7 separate regions of the Homo sapiens genome follow, and regions 1, 2, 3, 5, 6 and 7 are each linked to region 4. A link is a loop called in an ENCODE intact Hi-C map of the cell type or tissue named here. Cell type or tissue: mammary epithelial cell. All regions are shown on one strand.

Evidence for each region. Hi-C counts contacts between places; a loop is a spot of excess contacts. Peaks named below come from ENCODE experiments on the same cell type or tissue, not always from the same donor. Only the 100,000 strongest peaks of a DNase experiment are listed, where the experiment ranks them.
Region 1: a loop joins it to region 4, with 7 times the contacts of the local background. A loop is called at or near these places in 65 of 110 quality-filtered maps.
Region 2: a loop joins it to region 4, with 4 times the contacts of the local background. A loop is called at or near these places in 2 of 110 quality-filtered maps.
Region 3: it touches region 4 in a loop (11-fold over the local background); 30 of 110 quality-filtered maps call a loop at or near these places.
Region 5: it touches region 4 in a loop (2.5-fold over the local background); 22 of 110 quality-filtered maps call a loop at or near these places.
Region 6: a loop joins it to region 4, with 7 times the contacts of the local background. A loop is called at or near these places in 55 of 110 quality-filtered maps.
Region 7: it touches region 4 in a loop (4-fold over the local background); 4 of 110 quality-filtered maps call a loop at or near these places.

The regions. Positions count from the first base shown.
Region 1 is chr10:3,237,985-3,241,984 of GRCh38, forward strand. The region is part of intron 2 of LINC02668 (long intergenic non-protein coding RNA 2668); the gene reads right to left. Among named protein-coding and RNA genes, the nearest start is that of LINC02668, 18 kb to the right of the region's middle. In mammary epithelial cell, a CTCF peak has its summit at 1,813 (motif pointing right); no DNase peak of the experiment used is centred here.
Region 2 is chr10:4,531,903-4,535,902 of GRCh38, forward strand. No RefSeq gene overlaps it. Among named protein-coding and RNA genes, the nearest start is that of LINC00705, 120 kb to the right of the region's middle. In mammary epithelial cell, no CTCF peak of the experiment used is centred here; a DNase peak (open chromatin) is centred at 1,899; H3K27ac peaks cover 2,492 bases.
Region 3 is chr10:4,240,117-4,244,116 of GRCh38, forward strand. LINC00702 (long intergenic non-protein coding RNA 702) reads right to left here and starts at 3,796. Exons shown (of 3, transcript NR_108040.1): 1 at 3,707-3,796; 2 at 3,388-3,571. In mammary epithelial cell, no CTCF peak of the experiment used is centred here; DNase peaks (open chromatin) are centred at 1,865, 2,665 and 3,735; H3K4me3 peaks cover 1,831 bases; H3K27ac peaks cover 3,534 bases.
Region 4 is chr10:3,779,905-3,783,904 of GRCh38, forward strand. KLF6 (KLF transcription factor 6) reads right to left here. Exons shown (of 4, transcript NM_001300.6): 2 at 1,737-2,310; 3 at 202-325. Among named protein-coding and RNA genes, the nearest start is that of KLF6, 3.3 kb to the right of the region's middle. RefSeq lists enhancers at 1,510-2,345, 3,203-3,272, 3,433-3,502, 3,571-4,000. In mammary epithelial cell, a CTCF peak has its summit at 1,698; DNase peaks (open chromatin) are centred at 427, 617, 2,907, 3,147 and 1 weaker place; H3K4me3 peaks cover 4,000 bases; H3K27ac peaks cover 4,000 bases.
Region 5 is chr10:4,073,203-4,077,202 of GRCh38, forward strand. All of the region lies in intron 4 of LOC107984195 (a long non-coding RNA gene), which reads left to right. Among named protein-coding and RNA genes, the nearest start is that of MIR6078, 84 kb to the left of the region's middle. In mammary epithelial cell, no CTCF peak of the experiment used is centred here; DNase peaks (open chromatin) are centred at 929 and 1,739; H3K27ac peaks cover 2,088 bases.
Region 6 is chr10:4,661,541-4,665,540 of GRCh38, forward strand. The region is part of intron 1 of MANCR (mitotically associated long non coding RNA); the gene reads right to left. It overlaps LINC00705 (long intergenic non-protein coding RNA 705), which reads left to right. Exons shown (of 3, transcript NR_015425.1): 3 at 159-879. Among named protein-coding and RNA genes, the nearest start is that of LINC00705, 7.4 kb to the left of the region's middle. RefSeq lists enhancers at 1-780, 781-1,763, 1,147-2,346, 1,617-1,911, 1,637-1,931. In mammary epithelial cell, no CTCF peak of the experiment used is centred here; a DNase peak (open chromatin) is centred at 1,781; H3K27ac peaks cover 3,726 bases.
Region 7 is chr10:4,189,400-4,193,399 of GRCh38, forward strand. No RefSeq gene overlaps it. Among named protein-coding and RNA genes, the nearest start is that of LINC00702, 53 kb to the right of the region's middle. In mammary epithelial cell, no CTCF peak of the experiment used is centred here; a DNase peak (open chromatin) is centred at 2,172.

The DNA of each region.
Region 1 (4,000 bases), 540 kb before region 4:
AGATAACGCTTTTTCAGAAAGCATTAAATAGCAACATTTTCTGGGCAGACAGCCTTCCACCAAGTAGGGAAGTCATACTCAGCTTTTAAAATGGAAAACAGCTATTGCATAATTATCATTTTAATCAGAGAATTCAGGGGAAATGGAAGAATCCAATTCACATCGATAGCCTTAGAATAGGCTAGGTCATCTCTTTCCCGGATTGTTCAATGAGACTGATTTCAAGACATGGGCCAGCCGGGCATTCCTCCCGGTACCCTGCTGCAACCTGCTCACCCTGTCTGGGTTCACTGGTGTCCTGGCAACAGCGTGGGTGCCGGGGCAGGCATCTGGAGATGGAGTCGGCAGAGAGCATGGCTCTGGGCTCCGCAGACCCGGCAGGAGCCCCGGCTGCAGAGAAGGAGATGTGGGGGAAAAAGCCTGTGCTAGTCTGGAAGTGGAGTCTGGAGCTTAGATTAGAAAGTGTGTTGACAGAAGGAATTCCCCACCGCAGTCCCGTTCCTGGCTGACAGTTCTCCCAGCAGCAGGATCTGTGGGAGCGGGACTCCAGTGCACTCGGGTCCTCGGTGTCTGTCCTTCCAGGGGTATCCAGGTCTCAGAGCACAGGTGCACACGGGTACAGTGGCTCTGTGACACAAGAGGAGGGTCACTCACAGTGGTCCCACGCACGGCGCCGACCACACAGACCCCAGAGGACACGTGGTGCTCTGGGCCTGTGACCAGCACAGCAGTTGGAGCAGGTGTGTGTCTGAGCTGGAGCTGGGCGGCCCTGCCCTGTGGCAGCGGGAATAAGAGGAGACAAGGGGCGGGCAGGTAATCACCGAGGAGCTCTTCCCAAGAACAGAGACGTTGCTGTTAGAATACAAAGCTGGTCCAGGAAGGGCACAGAGGGAATCGCGTCTCTGCTTGGCCACCCTGCCATCCCTTTGTCCCTCTCTTACACAAACATCGTCCATCCCCCCGGGTGCTTCAGACTGGACCTGGTGCCCAGGGCCCCTGACCACAAACCCTAAACACACCCGGGGCTCCTCCAGCGCCGAGTCCCCCACGCTTCCTCACCCCGCTCAACACACATCTTCAGTCTTGCACTTTTCTCTCTCTTTTTTTTTTTTTTTAAATTTTAGATGAAGGGAAAATGGTTTCACTCTATAAACCACTTCTTGTTTAGGGATATGTCAAAAACACAGTTAAAATTCATTCTCTTCTTTACAGTGAAAATTCCAGAACAGATGGAACACATCTTTTCCCACTTCAGAGCGCGAGGGGGGACGAGGAGAAGCATCCTCTGTGTCTCAGGAAGCTGCGTCATTAGTTCGGGGTCAGGATAAAGGGGAAGGATGAACGCATTTGTGTGTCAGGCTGCAGGGCACCCGCACGTGGAGAGAGTCTGCAGGCCCTCAGTCAATCACACCGATGTGAAAGCGAGGATGGAAGGGGAGGGAAATTACATTTACCTGTGTCCTGGCTGCAGCCACGATGGGTGCTGGGGAAAGTCAGGAGGACTCGGGATGAGAAAGAGGCAGTAACTCCCGGTGTGTTCTGTCTGGGGGACCCAAGAATGTCTGCACCATCACTTCTCGGTTCTCGCTGGATGTAGCGTGGGGCTCACTGGGGTCACACACCCTACGGGATTTTGAAGTTTCAAAGACCTCTGGGTTTTATTTGTCTCCTGACCTGCCCGTGTTCATCCAGGTGTTAATCTGCCACCATGCCCTGCCTTGCAGCGCAGGGAAGACCGCAAGGCCGCAGCACCCTACGCCCCGGACGACCCGCCGCACAGGTGTGAGGCCATCGCACCGCGAGGGAACGGTCACTAGGTGTCGCCGTCTTCCTCGGAATGGAAGCCACGTTTCTCCTGCACCGTTGAAATGGACTGGAACAAAATTTTCTAGACTTCAAGGAAACCATCCTTTCTAATAACAATGAGATGGTAATTAGTAGGGGAAGTGGCATAAAATTATTTCACCATTTAGTGAAACCATGATTCTAAACTACAGAAAAAACTGTCTTTTTTAAAGCTCATTCAGCCGGGTGCAAACCGCCTTGCTGGCGGGCGGCACCTGAAGGTGACCTGGCCTTGTCCCCCCCTCCATCCCCCCAGTTTCCTCTCTGTGGTGAACGTGGTTGGGGTTCACGTCTCACCCCCCATGCAGACCCCAGCAGATCCTGAGGGCAGCGTGTGGACCATGTCCGAAGGGTCCAGAGGAAGATCCCACATGTGTAGAATACAGACCCATGGCCCCTGGGAGAGTGAAGGACACGCAGATGATTGGCAGCGGCCACTTCTCACACAAGCAACCCCTCTCTGTTTTACTGATGAGAAAACAGAGGCTTAGAGCGATTGTGTAACTTTCCCACAGCCAAGTTCAAACTCAAAGTGGGTTTCAAAATTTAGGTTTGTCCGGCTCCGAGACCCGTGTTCTCTGCAGGGCACTTAGAGGACTCCTGTGCTGACCTCTCAGGCAGCCTTCTACGAAGGGACGCGGAGAATAACAGGAAGGATTTCCATTTCCTTTTTCTAGGAAAAAAACAAAAGGCAAGAGGTAGGAATTCAGAGCTAGAGTCGCTTTACAATTCGGTTCCATTGTCGAGACGGAGAGATTCCACGACCATGACAGAAAGTGAGACTATTTAGGATTTGCCAAATAGGATGTTTTCTGAACCAATCAACATAGAACGGAAATGAGTTGGGACAAATGGCAGTGCAGTGAGAGGAAAGGTGAGTCTTCCAGCAGCCCTGCCTCCCTCATCCTGGGAGGAAACGTCCGCAGAAGCCGGGCTCCCCTGTGCCTTCCCCAGCCCTGCCTCCAGGAAGCTCTCTGAGCATTTCCTACAGACCCTGCCCCATGCTCTTCTCCTGCCGGTTTTCTCCACGTGGTTTTCTCCATGTGCAGAAACGATGATTCGGGTCTGGCACAGTGGTTCATGCCTGTAATCCCAGCACTTTGGGAGGCCAAGGCAGGTGGATCACCTGAGGTCGAGAGTTCGAGACCAGCCTGACCAACATGGAGAAACCCGTCTCTACTAAAAATACAAAATTAGCCGGGCGTGGTGGTGCATGCCTGTAATCCCAGCTACTTGGGAGGCTTGAGGCAGGAGAATCGCTTGAACCCGGGAGGCAGAGGTTGTGGTGAGCTGAGATGGCACCACTGCACTCCAGCCTGAATAACAAGAGAGAAACTCTGTCTCAAGAAAAAAAAGATGATTCGGAGCTGCCTGGAACATGGAACAGCCCAGCGAGTCGCTGGCTGCAGTTCTCAGACCCAGGCTCTGCCGATCTCATCCCAGGCTGGAAGAGTTGCCACCAAGGCGTGTGGGTGCCATTTGCTGCAAAAGTTCTTATGGAGAACCATGACACATAACCGTGCCAGCTTCTCATGCCGGGAGACCGCAGCGCCTCTCCACACAAGTGGGGCCTTCCTTCTGCACTTTTATTCTGCAGTTGGGCTCCCGCTCCAGGGGGCTCCGTGTTTCTAAGAACCACAGCCCAGCATCATTAAAGAAGGCATTATTTTGTGTTTAGTAGAGCACTAAATTGGTGAAATATAGTTGTGATTCTGGTAGTGAATATCCCTGTTGCCACGGTAACGATATTATGTCATGGGAGGCTGTCTCGAGTGCTCCTGGGAGCAGCCAGGTCTCCGTGAGCTCCTGTTTACTCTAAAGACTCCGGCAGCCCACATGTGTGCACGCTGAATAAAATCGTGCTGCGGGACCACAGTGCGGGGAGGCACCGACTCTGTCATTCTGTCAACGCACCGCACAGTCACGAACATCAGCATTGACATGAAATGGACGGTTAGGGAGCTGCAAAGGACTCATGCTCCTCTATTGCACGAATTTGTCTTTTCATATTCAAAGTACTTGTAAGAGCTCCAAGTTCCACGTACTCAGCCACTAACCTCAGGCATCTGCACGGGAGACTTGGTACACAGGCTCACATGCATGCACGCACACAGGCACACGTACAAGCGCCCGTGTACACACAACAGTGTACACA
Region 2 (4,000 bases), 750 kb after region 4:
AAATCATTTCTCAAGTTCCAAGAACTTAAGAAGTTGTCAAGTTCAATCTCCCTTCTCCTCCTTGCTTTAGGATATTTATTATACCTGGCCATCTACATAGGAGTGTGTGTGGGTGTGTTTGTGTGTGTGCATGTGTGTAACATGTGTGTATATATATATGTATCTAAATATAGATATAAAGGTGCTATCTATAGCATATTCAAATAAGTATTTTTACAGTGTATTTATTTTGTAATTGTTCACATTACTACTTCACGTTTCCACCATCACCAGAAGCCTGACATGCTTTTGAGAACAGATGATCCACACTTTTGGCTTGATTTTCTAGTCATCTTTGTGAAATGACATGGCAAATAAAGTTTAAAAACTCTCCACCAATTTGTGCTATCTATTCTTTGAAAGGATGAAAGTCAAGAAGGAAAAATGGGTTCTTATTGAATTCAAGCTTGCTCTTTGCCTGGAGTCATCTGCCAGAAAATAAATTAAGGCTAAATTAAGTAGTATTTAAAGGATAAATTGTTATCGAATATCAGTGAGAGGATTGAGCAGGTTAAAAGTCAGTTGATCCTTTCCCATAAAGATTGAAAGTATTTTCACCTTTTTTGTGTTTTGTGTCATGCTATCAGGGCTACGATGGGAGCACATGGTGTGTTTAATCCATTGATATGAGCGTTTGTCAGATGGAGATGTCAATGTTTTATGTTTACTGAGAAAATCAGGTTACAAAAATGCTTCCCAGAATGGATTTCACTAACATTATTCATCATATTACTCAAGTGTTCCCCTGGAAACGCTAGATATCTGTGTTTCATTTTCTTTTATGACCAGTCTTCCATTTTGTAGCAAAGAACTATTACAAATTGACATTTACTTGTATTTTGAGGATTTATAGAGAATGTATAATCCCCCAATAAAAGAAAATGAGCCACTTTCATGGTGTATTTTAGTCTGTTTTCCTAATGTTTGAATTTCAGACAATATTTTAAAGCTTGATGACTTTAAACTTTTTATCTTAACAAAAAAACATTTTTCATCGTTAAAAATAAAACCAGTTTAGTGTGTATATTTTCTTCTGGGCTAATCAGAGCCATAATTACTCAAAATAGTAGCATTACTAACAATTTATTTCTAATAAAATGTTTCAAAATAATAGTCATTTTTATTTTTATATTATTAAGTGAGTATCACAAAATTTTAAAAAGCTATTGGAGTTGTTTCAGCTGGCAACAAATCTATCATTTCTGATCTCAGCATTTCACCCCATGTGGCAACTGCATCGTTCCTGGCTGTAGTCCTAGGTTCATGTAATTTAAAACTTTATATTAATTTGCTAATCATCTGATGGTTTTTTTTAGTATTTCCCAATCATATATTTGAATTCTTTAAACTAAGATGTTCCTAGTTTATTTTAATGTGCATTTCTAATTCCTACTTTTACTTTTGTTTTTAATATTATTTTGTTTCAGATGTGTTTTTAATTTCTGGGTCCAACCTAAACATTAGAAACATCTAATCTATTTATTTTCACCCAATTTTTAAAAAGTTATACTCTCTTAAATCACTTCTATTTTCTTCTATTATTTTTTGAAATCATCAAATTTTAGAATCAGAGGTCATCTTCATGACCATAACAAATCAGGAAATATCATACATGTGACAACACATATGCGAAATCCAAGCCTCCAATCTGTTTCTTGGGCACTGCACATTTACAGTGTTATCAGCATATACATTTATCTTTTCAGAATGATGCCTCACGAAAATTTATTGCAGGCTATACAGAGATAGGTATTCTTTGGAATTCCATCATGCCATATTATATGCTGCAAAGAGTGAGGTAAATAAAATGTGGCTGAAGGGAAGTGGAACAAGCCCGTGCGTGCATGTCATTTCGGAGTAAATAATTCTACAGTCAAAAGCCCAGCCTGTCCACAGGCAAGTCCTGAGTTCACAGCCCAGGAAAGCAGTCTTACAAGGATTGCACCATCTGTTGCCTAAGAAAAGCTAGTGTTTTACTATTTGTTGGTTTGTTAATCAAAATTTTAATTCACGTATTCATTTTTTGTGTAAAAGAACAGATCGTAGGGTGGAGGGTCAAGGTAAGAAAGCAATATAGAAATGTGTATTAAAACTTCTAAAAAATGTTCTAGCAATGGAATATCTCTTTGACCTAAGAAATACAGATGGATCAATTAAACTGTCAAACTCTATGTTGCATGAAGAGAAATAAAAGAACAGCAACCATCAAGACTGTCTTGTAGGCTGAAAGAAAATTATGGCCAGATTAAACCCCACCACTGAGGTTTAGATTAATTTCTAGTTACCCTGGCAGGCCATGGCCCAGGGCAAACCTGAGTAAATTCCTACTCTGTGAACCACCTCTCAGGTTTTGTTCATGGAGAAGGCTACACTTAGCCTCTGATGCCAGTAGAATGGTATACGATTGATTTGACTTGTGTTTTGCCCATATCCTGATTTGTTATAGTCATTATGATGACCTCTAATGCTAAAATTCTAGGATTCTAAAACCAATTTTAAAAATAGAAGGGGGCTGGCCACGCTGGCTCAAGCCTGTAATCCCAGCATTTTGGGAGACCGAGTTTGCAGGATTGCTTAAGGCCAGGAGTTTAAGACCAGCCTGGACAACATAGTAAGACCTCATCTCTACCAATAAAATAAAATAGCCAGACATGGTGGCTCATGCCTGTAGTCAGTCCCAGCTTCTCTGAAGGCCGAGGTGGGAGAATCACTTGAACCCAAGGGTTCAAGGCTGTAGTGAGCTTTGATGGCAACACTGCATTCCAGTAGCCTGGGTGACAGAGACCCTGTATCTTAAAAAAAAAAAAAAAAGGATTCAAGGGAGTACGACTTTTAAAGAAATTGATGCAAGAAAATGAATTAGATATTTCTTGGCTAAATTGGACCTAGAAATTTGAAACATATCTCAAACTTGCTCTTACCTGCCAACTGTTAGGAAAAAATATATATATATATGAGTGAAACGGAGGGAGAAGATTACCCATGGTGAAGCATGCTACCAGGGGCTACAGATATTTTTAATCAATATTAGTGGTATCTTAGACAAAAAGTGTCTGTTGCCAAGCCATGTTAATTAATGATTTTTAAATAGCTATTATTCATCTTTCGTTGTCGCAATAGCATTTGGTTTATGTTGACCTATATTAAAACTTGGTCTCTGTGGTTGGAGTCCAAGTACCATAACATACCTCTATGTTTGTAGTGTCACTTGAGTTTTAGAAGTAGGTGGACATTGGCTGTTTCTGTATGTTTGAACCTAAAATCAGAATAAAGTGTGGGTATGCCTTGGATAGAGGTGTTGCCTATGCTCTTTTCCTCCTTATAGTGTATGTGATAAGGAAACATGACCCCAGCCTCAATTCCCAGGGTAGTCTCTGCATAGGCTGAGCAAACCAGAGCAACCTCATGAACTCTACCAGGAGTGGTTCATAAACTCAGGCCTATGCCAGGCAATGCACAGCCATCCCTTGGTGTATCTGATTGGTCCAAGGGTGGGCATGTGACCTACATTGGCCTAAACTATCTGAACAGAAAGACTTTTATTCTGTGGTTAGGAGAAGCAGTTTTCTGAGTGTTATAACTCTTTATACTAGAAAAAATCTTTCCACCTCTTTGGTTTATTCATTTCAGATTTTTGGCATAATTAAGAGTTCCAGCTAATTGTTTTTATAAAACGTTCCACATTCAGGATCTGTCAATTATTTCTCATAATTAGATTCAAGTATGTGTTTTTTGGCAGCAGTACTCCATACGTAATTATGCATACTTCTGTGAAGTTAAGGAGTCACCAATACCACACTCAGGCTTGATAATTTCCTAGAAGGACTCACATAACTCACTGGAAGCTGTGATACTCGCAGTTACAGTTTATTACAGCAGAATTATATGAATTGAACTCAGCCAAGGGAAGAGGTGCATGGAGCAGAGTCCAGGAGATTCCCAGGTATGCAGCCGCCCTCTG
Region 3 (4,000 bases), 460 kb after region 4:
TGGGTTATGATGAAAAATAAAATTTGTCATTTAACACATTTGTCGGGAATTTATCTTTTAGTTGATTAAACTGTTAACTAAAGTGTCAGAATTATTTATTGCAATATCTACCTCTAAAAAGTGTGTGCTTGTGTATCAATTAATAAATGGTTCACAATAAATGAGTTTATAAAAATGGTGACAGTGTATTTGGTTAAGACTTCAAAGGGTTTTAAGCAGTAGAAAACTGCATGTTAGAATCAACAATTTGTGATTGTTCTTATCTACAATTTGTCTTATTATCTGGGTTTACTTTTTTCTTAAAATTTACTGATTCATTCTTCAGCTTTCACATTAAATTATTTGAATTAATTTTATGTATATGCTTACAAACTTTTGGGTGATATTTTAAAAATATCCCATCAATAGATAATTCATCCCTGTCATGTGGATTAACCTCCAGGCATCTCTGTAACAAGAGTCAAGGATTTCTACTGCACATGGTTTAGAGTCTTCGGTTACTCACTTGTTTTTTAGTTCCCTGGGGTGGCTCTACTTGTTTCCTGGGGCTACATGTGTTTCAAGCAGTCAGCCAAAAAAGAAAAAAAATCAAAGTTTGAGTGTCATCTGTAACGATATATCTATGAACATGGGTATGGAGAAGAGCACCACCATTTTTGTTGTTGCTTCCAGAGTCAACAGAAAACCTCACCATCACTTTATCACACTAATTCGGCAATCGAAAACTCTTCCTCAGCATGTGAAATTGTTGCATCAGCTAAGTCATTTTGCGGCTAAATTAAAAGCAGACTGTAGATAGACTCTTCCATGTTGACAATTTCAAAAAGAATTCATATCTTTACATTTTAATAGTCTGAGTTTTTAACATTATGACTGAACGTAACAGCAGGAGAGCCAATAAGGTATGATGGCATGGAGGAGGAATTCAGGAGTCGGCCCTGGGAAGCACAGATGGATTGAAGTCAGGCTGATCCACACTGAAACAACAATCATCCAGCACTTGCCTTAGGAATAACAGGAAATTATTATGATGCAGAAAAGTATTATTCCTAAAGATGATGCCTTTACAATAGCTAATCTGTTAAAGGATATTGCAGATGGTGTCATTTGCCTAAACTTCACAAATAGAAATACATTTCAACCTATTTTTAGAGAGTAATTCATTGTATTATTATAATGCTAAAATTTAACTGGCATTGAAATGGAGCTAAGCTACTGAATAAAATGTGAGATTCTACAAGACACACACACACACCCTACAAACACACACATGCACACATATGTCTTCTTGAAGTAAGAGTTTAAAGGTCAAAACACGCTTTCAAAATTCTGAGGTCAAACATATTTCTGGAGTCAAAACATACTTTTAAAACTGTGCTATGATATTGAAACAAATTGTTTCACAGGCGTCAAAGCAGGAACAACCATTCTGATATTCGAACAATAAGTTTATGGCAGCCAAAACTTTGGAGCAGAAAGACCAAATTATTGGATTTCACTTACTCTTTGCCCTCAAAAAGCCACAAGCATGAAAAAAAAGCAATGGAAATGTCTCCTGGTGCTATGAAAAGGGAGGCGTCTTGCTCATTTTAGGGCATTAAAAAAAAATCTTTCCACCGTTTTTATTTTTCTATTTTCCTGCATCTTCGACATCATCAAAGCATGTTCTCTGTTTCTGTCATTTTGAGACAAGCACTAACTGTACTGTCTTCTGTAGTCTGGCAGAGATAATGTATCTGGGTTTCCTTAGTGATATTTTAAACACATTTTTTTTCTGTCCTCCCATACAGAGCGCATACTTTTGGTGGAATTCCTGTTGTGTGGGAGACCAGCTTAGTTCCATTCACACACTCACACTCCCAGATGTGGCCCCATGGGTTTATTCCTGTCTCGCTGTTTCAACAGTCAGACGTTTGTTCTTCAGGCTGCTTGCTCCAGTATCCTCGTCAGACAACCGCAGGGAGCCTTTGTGCATTTATTTATTTATTTGCTTGGTATGCTTCAGTGTTTTGGGGGCTTTTCTTCCCACTGAGTAAGTTAAAACTCTGCAAAAGTTTGCCTCCAGAAAAAGGGAGCCAAACTGCCCCTTGATTACTTGAATTGTGTAAATGAGGGATGGCAGGTGTTGGGGCAGGGAAGGTGGCAGAGAAAGAAGTGGAAATCATTTGGAATCCAGGATTATCACTTATTGTGCCCCTGTATTGAAAAATTACAAAATGAAACTGAAAGGTTGGGCAACAGAAAGAGGATTATGTTTATTTTCACTACCACTAAACTTTGCCACTACAGGTTGGTTTAATTAACCCGTGAGATGAAGTGCTGAACTCTCTGAAAAGATAAATGCTTTCAGAGGTGCCTCAGACACGAGAAACACAATAATATTTATATTTCTTTTTGACTGAGGAAGGTCACTGTGGTGACAGTTTCAGGAGGACACCTGTATTATTCTCTTTTGTCAACAGGACTTGTAATATGAACAAAACATGCAGTCACTTCCCACCAGGATGTGTCCTTCTGGACATCAGCATACGTGCAAGATGACAATTTCAGGCAAGAATTTTTTCCTCTAATCTATGATTTAATCAGTTGGGTGTCTGGGAGTGGGTTAGAGAACATTTCTGAAGTTAAAGCTTGAATGTTTTTCATGTGGCTGGAGGTGAGGGCAGGCGTCCAGGAGACTCAGGCAGCAGCTGCATAGCTCAGTGCCTAAGTGATCTCTGCTCTTAGGAGGATCAATTGAAAGCTTAGGGGAAATAGGGCTCCCAGGAAGATGGGTGCTTAAAAATGAATACTGTAAATGTTACTCAGCATACAATTGAGGGAAAGCCATCACTCACAGGAAGTGAGCACAATTCTTTATTATCTGGGCCCTGTCACTAATGAAACATTCAGTGTAGAAGAAATCAGTCCCCTTTGAGTTTAGGCTTGTCATGATGGCTCTGGGTTTCCTTCATTCACAGCAATCACACTTAAAATGTTTACAGTCTGAAGACCTGAAAAACATGTCCACACCCTTGAATTCGTTGTAGTTACACATGAGGTCAATGTTATCCATCTTCATTTATCAAATAAAGAAATTGAAAATATAGTCTGTCAGAAAATAATTCCAATTCAGATCTTCAAGAGTTCACGTTTTATTGTCCTATTGTACTAGAGCTATTTTTGTAAAACATACATCTTTAAGCTTTCAGACAGAATCGTGAAAACGTAAACTTATCACACACAACAGCATAATATGCAATGCAGTGCAGTCTAGGATATACGCATTAGTGTCAATTTTTAATTAAAAAATGCTGAATTTTGTTTAAAAAGTTTTTTTTTTTCCTGGATCTGGAAAAGGAAATGCTTTTCTGGAGTAAAACACAGAGGATAAGGTAGAATTCTTACCTGAAGTGCCTGTAGGAGATTCCAACGTGAATGCATTTCACACGCTTTTACAAGCTACTTTCTTCTCCTTTCTTTTTTCAATCATCTTAGCAGTCATTGTTTATTTTCTGGAGATGAGTAGTTTTTATTTATACTAGAAAGCCCATAGTTTTTACATAGGTTGCCTTTCATTCTTGGTAAGACACTGAGAAAAGGAGAAAAAGAAAACTTTAGAGATAGAGCAATGGTATAATTGATTGAATGTTACGTGAACTGTCAAGATCAGAACTTTCTCATACTATCTTAGGAATAAAAATATGTTCTGGTTAGTAATCCTCACCAAGTTTGGAAGGTTAGAGGTGACTCAGCCTCCATGAATGTGGTCTGGTCTTATTTTAAGAAGGGCTTCTGAGTCATGTGGAGTTGTGTCAAACTATGTGTTATGTTATGTTATTTTAAAAAGACAGCTTGGAGAGAGGAAATTGAACTATCTTTTTTTTTTTCCAAAAAACTCTGCCCTTTAATAGAAGAAAAGGGCAAGTTATTTCCCACAAATCTCACTCTATGTAATGTAGCCTAGAATGTATTTTTACCACAGATATATTCTTAAAGTAGTTTGGCATGACCTTACTTA
Region 4 (4,000 bases):
GTGTATGTGGAACAGTTCTTCCTAACCATGGACAATGAGCACACCAGAAACTTTCTAAAAAGTCCCAGGCTTGAAAAGAAATGTTCACACATAGGAAACTGCATGCCTTCCTTCGAATGTGCCCTGCACACCTACTCAACCCTGGTCATCACATTCCCAAGGCCCCACGCTCCTTGCCCAGCATTGTCCTCAGGCACGTACCTGTCACAGTGGGAGCATTTAAAAGGCTTGGCCCCGGTGTGCTTTCGGAAGTGCCTGGTTAACTCATCACTTCTTGCAAAACGCCACTCACACCCTTCCCATGAGCATCTGTAAGGCTTTTCTCCTGGGGAGAGAGCACAGGACAAGCAGCCCATGACTTCACTGACCCGCAGACGGAAAGGGGAAATTCAACAACACACACAGTGGTGGGATGCAAGGCCAGGGACCCAGTGGCTTCTGGCATCGGTAACACACAACAACTGGCAGCCTCAGAGAGACAACAGCAGCTCTCTCCTGACCCAGTCTCAGGCCTCCCACTGCTGTCCAAGGGACACAGCTTCAGCCAAGCCCATGGTGCTGTCATCAAAGTTAACGTGGAAGAACGACCACGACTCAGACCAGCAAAATGCTTGCGGGATGAGGTGTCAGCCTGCCGGACCCACAGCCCCGGCAAAGGCAGAGCTATTGCTTTCTTCATGGCAACTGTTTCTCCCAAACACACTTCTGTTCCATCCTCACTTCCCTATGGAATGTGCCTCTGCAGTTTCCTCAGGGACGTTCTACCTTTCTACAAAGCTGAAGTTACGAGCTTCTGGAAAGCCCCAGTACAGGGCCCCGGAATCATTCTCTAAATGGCAATTGAACAACTGGGTTCACTTCATTCCTTGGTCAAATCATAAATATGAATTTACTACAAGTGCTACCTGAGAAAACAAAGTTGTCAAGCCAATCTCAGGGTATGTTGAGACAGGCCTGGGCCTGGATATTGGGCCACCCGGATCTCAATCTCAGCTGTCACCAAGCCTGTCTGGGACTGACTCTCAGCAATTTGCTCTCCTACTGATAAGAGAAGAGCCTGCATCACGTGATCACTAAGACCCTTCCCAGTTCTAAATGTTCTGTGATTCCTCACCAATTATCCTAGAACATGTCAAGGTATTTTTAAATAGCACTTTCACCTAGGTATGGCATTTCATTAAGAAACTGTTTCAAGCGGTATCAGAAACAAAGGCTGCATGAGACACGGAGAAGTTCTCAGGAAACACTCGCTGATCAATGCTGCTGCTTACAGAGCAGGCCGGTCCCACTCGGGCCTCGGGCCGTCAGCATCAAACCCACACACTCCACGCTGCCCAGCAACCCTCTGTCCTGACCCTTGAGTTTCATTTAGGAAACCCCAGGGCCGCTCGAGGTAGCCTCGTGCGAGTGCACTGGTGAAGGGGCAGTGGCCTCGGATCCCCAGCACTACTAAGGGGTGGGGGGTGGAGGTTTGGGTGTCCGTGGAGAAAAGGATCTAGTCTCTTGTTTGTTTAATCTGAAAATTGTTACACATTTATCCAACTCAAAAGTCCAGTCTTTAGGATTCTACTCTGAACTCCAAAAAGACCTAATGCTTTGGTGGAAAACATCTGAGGAAGTGAGGATTTGTCTGCCCTGACCACATCCTGTGCAGCCAGGCCCGGCTCCCTCCAGGGCTGGTGCAATGCAGTGGCGCCCACCAGCGGCCGCCCTCCGGGGCCCGCGTGGGCACTGACCTGTGTGCGTCCGCTGGTGTGCTTTCAAGTGGGAGCTTTTGGTGTAAACTTTCCTGCAGCCGTTAAAGTGGCACCGGTGCACCCTCCTCCTGCCGTCGGGGGAGGCATCGCCATTTCCCTTGTCACCTGGCTTCCCCGAAGTCCCGCTGCGCACCTTCCCTGGCGAGGGCAGCTCCCCGGGCACGCAACCCCACAGTTGAGAAGGTTCCCTGCTCAGTTCCGGAGAAGATGGAGGCGTGGAGGTGACAGAGGAGCTCAATTTTCCCGAGCTGACCAAAACTTCGCCAATGGGGTCGGAGGTAAACTTGGCCGTGGGAGAAAGTTCCTCGGAGCTGTCAGAGGATTCGCTGCTGACATCTGAGTTCAGGCTGTTGGTCTCTAAGTTGTAACAAAAGCTCGGGCTGATGAGAGTGTCCTCTGGAGGACTGGAAGATATCTTCAGTTCGGATTCCTCCTTTTTCTCCCGAGCCAGAATGATTTTGGTCCACAGATCTTCCTGGCTGTCAAATTTGATTTCTGAGGCTGAAACATAGCAGGGCTCGCTCTGGAGGTAACGTTCCAGCTCTAGGCAGGTCTGTGCAAAATGAACCAGAGAAGGCACGTGATTGCCATGACGACCAAAAGTAAAAGCAAAAGCAATTTCCAAAAACATGCAAGAATGAAGGACAGATAACATTGCTGCCCGGTCACTACAGGGGCAAAACCTTTTGTAATTAAGCATCCGTGTCCTTACGGAAGTTAGAGGAAATCTGTTTCTAGAATGGTAAGAATTCAGAGGAAAAGTCGGAGGGTGAAACCTCTCCTGGCTTTCCCAATGTTGGGCCAAGGGCCACAATGAGTGATGATCACTAAGCCGGTTTTTTTGTTGTAGTTACCAGTGTTGATGTTTCTCATGAAACCAGAGGAAGAGAACCGGCCCCATACACATACTCCTCCCCAACAGGTTCAACCAGATTATCTGACATTGTCAAGAACCATGTGTTTTAAGGAAAGCCCCAGCCATCCACCCTTCACACTCCACAGATACCCACACAGGACAGAAAGACTGCACGGCACACAGCGTGTTCTGAGGGACCCCCTTGGGGACACGGCTGACAACACAGGGCCACACTCGGGGGAGAGGAGACAGCAGCTGTCTGTATTCAGGGGCATCGAATGGAGCTGCAGAAAAACCACCCATTTCCTGTGTAGCCCAGACCGCCTATGTTTTCACAGAATGCCGTTCCCAAGTGCAGGCCCTTGCATGACACAGAACTTTAATTACTTCTACAGTGGTCAGAGAAAAACAAGGAACTTCAACAACAGGAGTGCAGAAATAATTCCAGCATGGCCATCTGCTATTGTGAAGGGTGCAAGGGGAAATTACTCCACGGCCCTGCTGGGAGTCCCACAATGAACAAGAACTTTATCTACTGGCCAAGAGTACAACTGCATGAGTCATCACTCTGATTTCTTTCACGCAATGCCAAAGGAGACTTCCTTTTGAAATTCTCATCAGCAGCCAAATAAGGACCCAGCTCAAATGGACATGCAGTGTGGCATGGACAGTACCCCTTCCCCAGCCCCGCAACCAACCTTTCAAGAAGCTACAACTGCCGAGATCAGCATCCCCTCTCCCCACCATTTCAAACTTTCTAGCCACTGGAAAAGAAAAATGGTAGGAAACATTTTAGGATTAAATTATGTCTGCCCTGATTTTCACGAGGATCAGCTGCCTGCATGTCCATATAAGGTTGTCTATACTACTGGCAATTCTACAGATTTCAGTTTCTACACCAAACGGCTCTGGTGAGCACGTCATTTTTCCGGGCAGGGACCTTCCTGAGCGCAGCCTACCCCAGGGGCTCAGGCTGACTTAGCAGTGTGCCTCTCTCCTGCCACAGGCAATCCCTCCCCCTCCCCAGGCTCGCACACAGCCGGTGGGAGCAAGCACACGGGAGAATCATGCTTTCCCCTTTCCCCCGAAACCAGGCGTCTGAGTTACAATGCACACTACAGCGTTCTGAAGAGAGGCAGCAGCGATGTATTTTATTGATTTAACAAAGAAAAAAGAAAAGCACATTTATGGAGATCTTGTTAAACTTTAATAATCCGGCCAATTTAAAATCTCCATTACGCTGATGAGCACCCGGGACCTGAACGAAGCTCTCGGAGAGTTTAAAAGCCTCCAAAGGCGACCAAGAGCCAGGTCTGGCCGTTTGCCCAAATCCCAAACGCCCGAAGGAAACTACTTAGATCAATTTCAATCACGTCCTAGGGAGCAG
Region 5 (4,000 bases), 290 kb after region 4:
TTCCTTTGTCCTATTGAATGTCAGATTTAACTCCTTTATTAGAACCATAGCTTTTACTTCTTTAAGCTTTTATTTAAGCTTGCTTGAGTTAGATTTCTATTACTTACCACCGAAAAAAAGGTGTGATTATATATCTTACCTTACCTGATGTTTCCTCTCTTTGAATCCCTTTAACATTCTAATGGATTGGGCCCCTGACTGATTCACGTGAGAAATTATGCAAGGATATAGAGTCATTATAACAACCTTTCCCAGAATTTTTTTTTGGTAAATAATGTATGGTGTTTATTGCAGCCCCTTCTTTCTTTTCTTTAAATATGATAGTGAAAGACTCTAGAGGAAACATATCCACTTCCTAAAGGTAGGACAATGGGCTGAACAGCTTAAGTGTCACAGTCGTTCTTTAAATCTTGGTGTTCTGAAGATTTTTAAAGGCCCATTTAAACCCTCCCATTGAGTACCTAAAATGGCGAGAGTTCTATGTTGTCTGTACGACATCCATTTATTGTCAGTATCTGTTTAGTCTATACAGTTTTCTGATAGTGCTTTGGGAAACCATGTAATATCATGTATGACACGATGCAACATAAACATTCTTCCTAGGGCCTTTTATGCTCATGAATCATGGTGCTTTGCTGAGGAATGGAGGGAAGAACATATTGAGAGGGACTGGAGCTTTTGCTTCTATGTGTGCATTCATCTATCATTCCTCTATCTATCATTTTCCTTCCTTCCTTGAAGATATTGAGCATTCACCAAGAATCCAGAGAGAAGCTTAGTCAGAAGGAATAAAAAACACCACTGGGAGGTGGCACTCCAAATTATTTCCCAAATGCAATCTAACAGGAAGTGGAATAATTCCCATAAATGGAGTTGAGATCCAGTGTTTTCTAAAGGTCTGGTGAGGACAAGCCTGGTTACTCAGCAGGCAACAGAGGCATCACTTGAGGCCATTGCAGCCCAGCTTTGGAAGCCTGGATGAATGTGTCAGTCCAGAAGCTGCCGCCAGAAGTCACACCCAGAGGGGCAGCTTAGAACAACACATGGCAAGAAAAGCTGCTTTTAAAAACTGGAGGCATGGATGACTTCTATAGGCCTCTGCTGAGAGCAAATGCCTTATCAGGTTGGGGAGAGATGCTTAGAGAAAGATAGTGCAGTAAAAAGTCAATATTAAATTGTTTTTCTCTGAAGTGTCCAATTAGATGACTTTGAACAATTGTATATATTCATGTTAGCAAAGCCCAGAATGAGATAAGGGACTTTTTCATTTTCTTAGAAAGTTCCTTCATGGACTCTTCAAACACTGCCTGTGCCTGCATTTGTATTTCATATCAACAGAATCACACCATGTGCACTTTACGTATGACTCCTTTGATTTAACATAGTGAGCTTGAGATTCATCAGGGTGGCTGCCTGTGCATGTGGCTTGTCTTCACTGCTGGCTTGTTCCGGTGAGTGTTTGTCCCAGTTTGCTGATCTCATGACCACTTAGTGCACATGGGGTTGTTTCAGGTTGGGGATATAAGGCACAGGCTTAGGGTGGAGCTTCGTCTCACCCTTTGGATACTCAGGGCTGTGATTGCTCCCTGTGGAGGTGCTTGGCCCAGTCTATGGGTAGGTAAGAAAATTGTAAGCTGCACCCAAAAGGATAGGATGTTTCAGGTGCAGACAGGGTGGGAAAGAAATGCTCCCGGCAGAGGCACACCAGTGTTCCCAGTGCTGAAGCTGGCAAGTCAAGGCACATTCCAGAAACCCAGACAGTGAGCAAGGCCAGAGCTGAGTGTGCAGAGGGGAACGCATGAAGATACAGATAGAGAGGTAAAAAGGAACCAGGCCATGGAGAGCCAGGCGCCCGGAGGCAAGGGAAGGCATTTGAACTTGATTCCCAGGGCAATGACAAGCAACTGAAGTGTTTTAAGTGAGGAAATTATTTGATTCGATTTTCCATTATAGAAAGCTAACAGTTAGGTTACTTTCTGTTTATTTTCTTGTGGTTTTCTCTGGGTATATAGTAAGACTGTTTCACTTTCCTGTTGTTATACATTAAATTTTGTCCCCCTGCCCCCGCAAAAAAAAAACATATATTGGAGTCCTAACCCCCAATACCTCAGAATGTGATTTTATTTGGAGATTGGGTCTTCACAGAGGTAATCAAATTAAAAGAGGTCAGGATGCTTGAGCCGGGGAGGCAGAGGTTGCAGTGAGCTGATAATGTACCACTGCACTCCAGCCTGGGCAGCAGAGCAAGAACCTGTTGCAAATAAAATGAAATAAAGAGGTCGTGAAGGTGAGCCCTAATCCAATATGACTGACGTCCTTAGAAAAAGGGCAAATTCAGACACAGAGACAGACATGCACACACCCACAGGGAACAGGCAGAGTTCAGAGTGATGCTTCCCCAGGCCAAGGAATGAAACAGATCATCAACAAACCATGAGAAGCCAGGAGAGAGCTATGAACAGATTCTCCTGCACACCCTCGGGAAGAGCCAACCCTGCTGACACCTTGATCTTGGACTTCCAGCCTCCGGAACTGTGAGACAATAAACTTCGGTTCTTCTAAGACATTCAGTTTGTGGTACTACATGAAAGCAGCCCCAGAAAACTAAGACACCCGCCCCTCCTTTCCCTTCCGTTCCTTTTAGTTAGGATGACCTAAGAAGAAAATGCTCTCACAAATACAAGTTCTCTGAAAGGATGATCTTTACTGGCAGTCATTTCTTGAGATCCCTGTGAGTTATTGAGATAACACTAGTTCCTTGGAGATTTTGTGTGTTGAACACATACCTGTTTATACCATTAGGTGTTGAACGGCATTGGGGTTCAAACTTTGGATGGACTCTTTCAGAGACATGAATTTGTTTAGTGCTTAGATATAGTGAGAGCTTTTCCAGAAGATGCAGGCATAGGAAACACAGACCTGAAAGGGATGTGACAGTCCTGACTCTTATGTATTTATTTATTTATTTATTTTGAGATGGAGTCTCCCTCTGTCACCCAGTCTGGAGTGCAGTGGCATGATCTCAGCTCACTGCAACCTCCTCCTCCTGGGTTCAAGTGATTCTCCTGCCTCAGCCTCCTGAGTAGCTGGGATTAGAGGCACTTGCCATCAAACCCAGATAATTTTTGTATTTTTGGTAGAGACAGGGTTTCATCATATTGGCCAGGCTGGTCTCGAACTCCTGACCCCAAGTGATCTGACGCCTTGGCCTCCCAGAATGCTGGGATTACAGACATGAGCCACCACACCCTGCCGACAGTCCTTACTCTTAATCCAGATAAGTCTGAGGCTCAACTCCCACCTTCAAGCGTCTTAACCATTGACTCTCCATCCTGAAGAATTCTTCAAAAGAAGCTGAAACCTCCCTGAGAAGTTCAATTTTATTTTCAGAGAATACTGGCCATTATAGAAGGTCCTTCCTTGTATTAGCCAGAAAATCTATTTGTGCACAGCCTGAGCTATTCCTCCCAGTTCTGTTTTGTGGCCCCAGAACAAGCAGGGTTCATCGTTGTCATGGCAAATTGCTGGCTATCTGAAGTTAGGTATCAGGTGCCTCTAAACTTCTCTTTCTGAGATCAAAGACTTAGACTTTCTTTAGTCATCTTGTGCCATACACTCCCTTGTCCTCTCTTTAGTTCTGTTTTTCTCTGAACAGGTCCCAGAGCCAGGGTTCTGATTCGATTGTCTGCTCAGAAATGAACATGATCTTTGGTTGGCTGTCTGAGTGGCACTCAGTGGCCCAGACATCTCCTGTCTTGTTCTGCTTCCATATTTCCATTAATCTAACTCTGGCTTATATCGAGTGTTTTGGTGTACGTATCTCAAAGCTGACTTAAACTGAATTTGGAATGATTGCAGTCTAACCCAGACAGATACGACTGTTAAAACTACTGAACAGAGGCACTCTGGCTGGAGTCCGAGAGGCAAGCCTCATGGCACAGGCGGCAATGCCAGCTGCTTGCATGCGACAATAGCAACTTCCTCACTTAATCCTCAGCCT
Region 6 (4,000 bases), 880 kb after region 4:
AGTTTTGATATGAATTGATCACCGTAGCAGTGACCTCTCCTACTCTGTGGCCATGCGTGGATGTGAACTCTGTAAAGAGGGAGAGAACTAAAAGCATCAGGGCTGGCTGCTCGACAGGACTCCTCCACTCCGTTTGTGTTTCCTTTTCTTTCTTGCAGAAGAGCCGTCCTCTGGCAGATATGTGAAAGAACTGCCTATGAGGAGCGAGAGGCTACTTCGCACACCTCGCAGCTCAGGTCCCCGGAGACGGCTTTACAGGCACACAAGCCCCTCTCCCAAGCCATCTGCCAGGAGCCCCATGAGGAACACAGCACAGCGCCTGCATCAGAAGCCCATGGGTTTGCCTATCACATGTCTTGTTTTCTCCTGATCCGTGGCTCACAGGCTCAGTGTGACCCAACCTCCTAGATTTCCCCATCAGTGCTATTTGCAGTGCCCCCAAGCACTTTCCTCCACTCCAGTCCCTGAGCGCATGCCAACGGCCCTATTTTCAGCCACCCCTCTCCATGCCTCTTGTCTGTCTCTAGCTGACAAGCAGATTATCTCTTCTGTCCACTTTGTTTGCCAATGTACTTTGGCACCATTGAATTCCAACACATGAAGTAAACTGAACTGTGTACAACGCTGAGCACACACGTGGTTTGGAGAGCAGCCCCTTGTCAGGATCCAAAATGTTCCCAAGCCTTGTTGATATTTGGGTCACTGCAGATCTCTGAGTCCCCCTTCCTTTTTAATCTTCTTCCCCTCAACTCATTCTCAATTTCTCTCTCTGAAACCACCTGTGAACACACTTATGCATTCAAATAGATGCATACTGTTCATGCTTATATTTTTCTGTAACCGTCATATCTAATAAATACTTATCATCCAGGAAAAAAATGTTGTTGGGCAATAATAACATGCTAAATAATGGCAAGTCCATTATCATATTTTTGTAGCAGTATTTCCTTTACTTGTCACACACACTTGATGGAAAACTTCAAAAAGTTAATTTGAAGCAGTCTTTTCAGAAAACAAAACTGAGTAAAATCATTTACCATCGTTCAAAAGAGCAGTCCCCAATATTAACAGTAGCAGGGACCCATTTTGTCCACGGATGTGGTAGGTGGGGGATGGTTTGGGGATGAAACTGTTCTTCTCAGGCATTAGATCCTCATAAACAGCACCATCTAGATCCCTGGCATGCGCAGTTCACAGTAGGGTTTGCACTACTGTGGGACTCTAATGCCGCAGCTGATCTGACAGGAGGCAGAGCTCAGGCGGTTGTGCCCAATTGCCCACCACTCACCTCCTGCTGTGCATTCCTTACAGACCACGGACCAGTACTAGTCTGTAGCCTGGGGATTGGGGACCCCAGATTTAAAACGCTTTTTTAAAGATTGGCACAAGTATGCCTGTTTTTGCTGTAATTATATTAACTGCATATCTGTACACTATCCCGACTAGCCTGGCTTTTATTTCTGCTTCTTCACTTTGGTGACTTCTGTCTCTGTTTCCTGGATTTCCATGTTCCCTGTAAACATGAGTCTCATATTATCCTAGGGAAGCTACACATAAATCACCAAAGATCCTAATGTTCAGGAGAAAGGGCAAATTCTTTGTTCCATTTTGTTGGCTCTCGTTTTTTCCTTTCTAGTCCAAGTCAAAATAACTCAAGGGTAGTTGGGCAAAGTAGCCATAATGAGTAAACACTTAACAGGGCGTTTCACCCAGCAACTGTCTGCAGATAGCAGTTGCATGAATCATGCAGAACACGTGGATGTCTGTTAGTCTCCAGGGATTACCAGGCTCTGACTCAAGGGTGGAGTTTGGTTACAGAGGCACTTCACATGCCTCAGCAACCTGGGTAATGTCAGTTGATCCTATTATAGGCAGAGGATCAGCAGTATTCAGACCAACACTGTGTTCATTCAGTTCCAGTCCAAAATTACAGTGGCACAGCCAAATAAATCTAGGTGGCACAGAAAAAGCTACTTATAATAGAAGCTACTGGAAGTCCAGCTTAGCTATGGCTCCAGGCTTAAACAGATTCCCCTGTCAATATCCTATTTGTCACTCCAGGACGGTGTGTCAAAGCAACGGGCTAGGTTTCACCCTGCCCCTGCCTTCAGTTTCTTTGATGTTTAAATGCCTCTGTACAGGAATCTGTTTGAGAAACAGATCTATTTTTATTCATAATTACTTCTCCATCTGTCTCGGTATTTTCTATAAACAGAGATTAACGTCCTGCGTGTTAACCTATTTTAATCTGTGAACTATTCAGAGCCAAAATGTCTTTTTAAAGAGTAACAAGATGATATGAACATTCTGTTTCACAAGGCAGAGCTGAGCGTTACTGCAGGTTCTTCAAACCATTCAAAGAAGAATGGCTTTAAAAATAAAGTCTAAGGAGCGTTTCATTCACTACCATGAAACTACATATCAGCTTGATTTTTTTAAGCTAGCAGGAAAAAGCGTTCTCATGAAATGTTTAACGTGGATATTTGTCTTTGTGTGGGTTCTCCCTTTGATGTATTTGGAGGTAATTTAAGAATGAGGGTTTGGGACTGGTAGGGCCTCCATCATTTATTACACAATCTTGAATAAAACCCTGAAGTTCTCATTTCTTTAGGTTCTCCATACATAAAATGGGAACAAAAATGCCCAAGTCTAACTGAAATGTTATTGAAAGGATGATATAAAGTAATGTGAAAAATATATAAAGAATTGCCCAAATATGTGAAATCCTGTTATAACTAAATCTAGAGTCATTAGGTGGAACTCAACCATTACTACATAAATAAATGGACATTAAAGACTCATTGACTTCACTAAATCAACATCTGTTAAACAATTGTATAATATATGCCCTTGTGGATTTTGTGGCAAAGCTGAGGGTCTTTGAAATATAAGAAGTGAATGCTTGCATTGCTCATCTGAAAAATAATTTCTATATCTAGACATGTCCATTTCTAGCTATAAATGATAAAAGTTTGTTTCCTCATTCCACGGCTATATTTTTGTCACATACTGTTTTTTGTTTGTTTGTTTATTGAAACAGAGAATCGCTCTGTTGCCCAGGCTGGAGTGCAGTGCTGCCATCTCGGCTCATTGCAACCTCTGTCTCCCAGGTTCAAGCTAATCTCCTGCCTCAGCCTACCTAGTAGCTAGGATTACAGGCGCCCGCCACCAGGCCCAGCTAATTCTCCTGCCTCAGCCTCCCAGGTAGCTGGGATTGCAGGTGTGTGCCATCACGCCCAGCTAATTTTTTTTTTTAATTTTTAGATATGATGGGGTTTCCCCATGTTGGCCAGGCTGGTCCCAAATTCCTGACCTCAAGTGATCCACCCACCTTGGCCTCCCAAAGTGCTGAGATTATAGGTATGAGCCACCATGCCTGGCCTGTTTTTTAATACAGATAAAAACATACTATGAAATGAACCATTTTAAAGTGTACACTTCAGTGGTTTTCATGTATTCACAAAGTTGCACATTCATCACTACTATATAATTCCCAAATGTATTCACACAACAAAAAGAAATTCCATACTAGCAGTAACTTCTCCTCTTCCCTCAGCCCTGGCAAACACTAATCTAGTTTTTGTCTCTATGGATATACTATTTCTGGACATTTTATATTTTTTATATTAAGATTTCTAGCTTCCTTATCTTCGATAATGTTTTTAAGATTCAGCCACATGTTACCATGTACCAGAACTTCACTTATTGTGTGGCTGGATAATATTTCATTGTAGGGCTATGCAACACTTTATTTACCCATTCACTCTCTCTTAAATGGACATTTGGTTGTTTCCACATTTTGGCTATATTTGTTTTTGGTTTCCACATTCTGACCAAAAAAAAAAAAAAATGCTGCTATGAACTTTGATGTACAAGTTTTTGTTTGGACATATGTTTTTATTTCTCTAGGGTGTGTATCTAGAAGTGGAATTGCCAGGTCATATAGTAACTAGTTTAATCATTTAACTGTCAGACTGATTTCTGCAGTAGCTGCACCATT
Region 7 (4,000 bases), 410 kb after region 4:
ATTTACTTGGAATTTTTTGAATGTGTGTGAAATGTAGGAACAGTTCCTTGCCATCATTGCTTCTTTTGCTTGTCATAGTTGTAATATACATTATCTAATTCAGTATGGTTCAGAATGGAGAGCATCATTGGCTGGGTGGACGCTTGCTGTTTCTGGAATGGAGTCAGGAAGCTTGTAAGCTGATACGGTGAACGTGCTGAGGGAAAAGGCCACTGCGTTGCATCCAAGTGTGTAGTTATTTTCCCAAGGTAATGTATTTTGTGCCACATCTAAATCTAATTTAATGTTTAGCTTACCTTCGTGCAGTGTGTATGCCTTTTAAATATACCTTCTTACGTTAGATGGTTCAACTTTTTATTTTTAACTTTTATTTTAAGTTCAGGGGTACATGTGCCGATTTGTTATATAGATAAACTTGTGTCATGGGGATTTGTTGTACAGATTATTTTATCATCCAGGTATTTAGGCTGAGTACCCATTAGTTATTTTCTCTGATCCTATCCCTTCTCTCACCTTCCACCTTCTGATAGGCCCAAGTTTCTGTTGTTCCCTTCTTTGTCCCCATGTGTTCTCATCATTTAGCTCCCATTTATAAGCAAGGACATGAAGTATTTGATTTTCTGTTTCTGCATTAGGTTGTTAAGAATAATAGCCTCCAGCTCCATCTATGTTCCAGCAGAGGACATGATCTCATTCTTTTATTTATGGCTGCATAATATTCCATGGTGTATATGTACCACATTTTCTTTATCCAGTCTATCACTGATGGGCATTTAGGTTGATTCTATGTCTTTGATACTGTGAATAATGCTACAGTGAACATATGTGTGCATGTGTCTTTATGGTAGAATGATTTATTTGCCTTTGGGTATATACCTAGCAATGGGAATACTGGTTCAAATGGTAGGTCTTCGAAGCATCGCCATACTGTTTTCCACAATGGTTAGATGAATTTAGACTCCCATCAACAGTGCACAAGCATTCATTTTTCACCATAAGATGGTTCAACTAAAAAAAATTAACTTTATACCTACCCCTACTTAATAATACATAATTTGAAATTTCAATGCATTCCGTTCTCAGAAGAGATCATGTTTTTGTTGTTGTTGTTGTTCAATTGATAAGGATGCAGCTGATGAGACAACTCATAAAATGTGCTCAAGATTACACAGCAGGTGCATACATAGAACTAGATTCCAGGGCCATTTTGACAATTTCTAGAAACCTCTCTGCCTTATCTGCGGGACTCGTTTATCCCAATGCTGAGTGTGTGGTAGAGAAATGCAGTTCCTGTTTCCAGAGTGTCTGCTTTCAAGAAACCCAGAGGCATTTATGACCGTGTCTGGTGGGCCCTACACGTTGGCCTACACGTCCAAAGGAGGACCCATGGGTCTCTGGGTTTTTGGCTTCAGATGCCTGACCTCATCCCTGTACAGAAAGACAGTCCACAGCATGAACATCTCTCTCCTCAGTGACCGTTTCCTCCTTCAGTAGCTGCCAGGACAGTCCTCACTTCCTCCCTATGGAAACGAACCAATTCCCCCACAACCCAGGTTGTGCCAGCGTATAATGGTGTCCCAATCACATGTACCATTCACTCAGCATTTCTTAGAACGAACTATCTGCAGAATATATTTCAAGCCTGTCTGTGTGCATGGCAGGTTTCTCACCCTCTAGCATTAAGAACAAAGAAATATAGTAAATCTCACTAATGCAAATCCTGGCATGTTTTTATGTCAGTTTCTTTTGCCAAACCTGAAAAGTTACTCTTCAAAACTGAAAAAATGCCAGAAGAACATTCTCATTTAGGAGTTAATGTTAATGTATTAATTAAAAAAAAAATCAGTAAAACCCAGGAAAAAAGACCCAAAGTCATAAAGCTGTTGAAGTGATAGCCACAAAGAGCACTTTTAAATCTTCAAAGAACACTAGAATTAATGCCCAATTAATTATCATCACCTTTGTGCAAGGTAGGTTTTATAAAGATGCAACATGGGGAAATTGAGCAACCTGCCCAAGGCAGGGGAATGAGTACCCAAGTCTCAGCCTTTCTAAATCGTAGGCAACGGTGTGCGTGTTCTTTTTGACCATGGGAGAAAACTAAAGCCCGTAAAAGGTGATTACAACATGAATACCTGATGTTTCAGATATTTGTCATAAACCCACAAATAAAATCTATCACCCATAAAGAGGTTTTACTGGAGTGAGACGATGATATATCTGCCCGGGGTGATGCTATGAAGCATGACTTTGACACGCTGGGTTTTCAACAGCATGGGAAATACAATAACTTTCCCCAAGTGAATGGTTGGGAGTGTGATTATTTACACACATTGAATTTTACGTACCCAAAGCAGGAAGGCAGCCAGCTTGGCCCATTTGCTAAGGATTTTGGACACAAGTGGGTCTGCTTGAGAGCCAGTCATAAAATGTTTGCTGGGCCAGTTCAGGGAAGGGTCTTGGAGGTAGCAATGGTGGGCAGTTTTAGGAAGTGGATTATGAGACACAAAGAGGTAGCATTTATTTACTGGCATTTACCCATTTCATAACTCAGAGAAAGTAGCATGTTTAAGGAAAGCGCAAAGAAAAGAATCTTTCTGGGACAAAGCAGCTGATTAGCAGGGACATGGAGGGGTTTTTAAGGGCGGTAAGGAAAGGCCCTACCCACGTCCCTCCCTGCCCCACTTCACCAGCTCTGACATGAATGGGTAGGGCGCTTGTTCTGCCCACAGCTATGACAAAAGCCCTAAAGCTTCATCTTCTAGGATTTCAAACTTTCTCACTGCTGTGCCAGCCATTTTATTTCACATGTTTCTAAAAGGAGTGATTTTAACAAAACCAATTGAGCAAATCCCCTATCCTCCCATCTATAAAGATGGCTACAGAGGGAGAAAGAGAACATTATTCTAAAGAAGCCACTATCTTTTCTGCCTCACTTTTCCTGCCCAAGCCACAGTGCCCTCCACACCAGCTGAACCCCCACTGATATAGGGGCTAATGCTCTGGGGACTTGGGGGGAATGTGGGTATGATGCCCATGGGGCCCGGAATGGGACAACTGGAGTAAAAAAGATATGTAAGTTTCCTGTGGGTCCGTGGACGCCATGGGCCACAGCTCAGGCATGAGCTGTCATGAAGGCCCTTGAGAGGGCCATGGGGTGGGCCACACCTGCTGCATTATTCGGGGGGGTCAGCAGGACACAATCTGGAGAACTTTACAGAGCCTCCAAAATGAAACAAAACATGCACACCCAAAACAAACAAACGAAAACTGGAGCCAACATTTGCACACATATTTTAAGAATAAAATGGACTTAATGCCTGCGTACAACTCGGTTCAGACTCAGTCAAAGTTGCAACGAACACCATTTTATTCACAGCGATTAGGATTTTGAAGAATGACATATATTGTTCCAGGAATAGTTCGCTGAGGAAATCACCAAGCAGCTCCAGCAGCCAGGCCCTGTGCTAGAAGGTGAGATGTGGAGATGGGGACCAGGACCCAGTGCTCCTAGAGGAGGAAGCCAGCTCCTGAGAAATCACACTCTGTGATCATACGTGAAGGTGCTCCACAGATGACGTCCTCTAACCCTGGTATCCAAGACTCCCAAATTCCCATCTCTCACCCTGCCTTTTCACTACAGCACCAGGAACTTTTACAGTGAGTTCTGAAATAAGATCATCACTTTGAGTAAAATCAGGCAGTCAAAATCGCAGGACTTACAGGGAAAATGGGGCGAGACCCAATGCTCAAAAATTCATCAGTGACAAGTGAAAAAGTTAGAAAATGATTGAGGACTTCAGCACAGTTTTGCATGGGCTAAGTGGCTGAGAAGACATAACTACAATAAGTCTGACAGTTTATTTTGAAAAAGCCCTCGTGTTTCTGTTTGGAAGTGGGTGTCCTGAGGGTTATGAAGTGGTGGCAGGGCGTATTTGATACAGGAAGGTATGTCCTAACCCCAGATGTAGAAAGGTGAGCTCAGGACATGAGGGAGAAA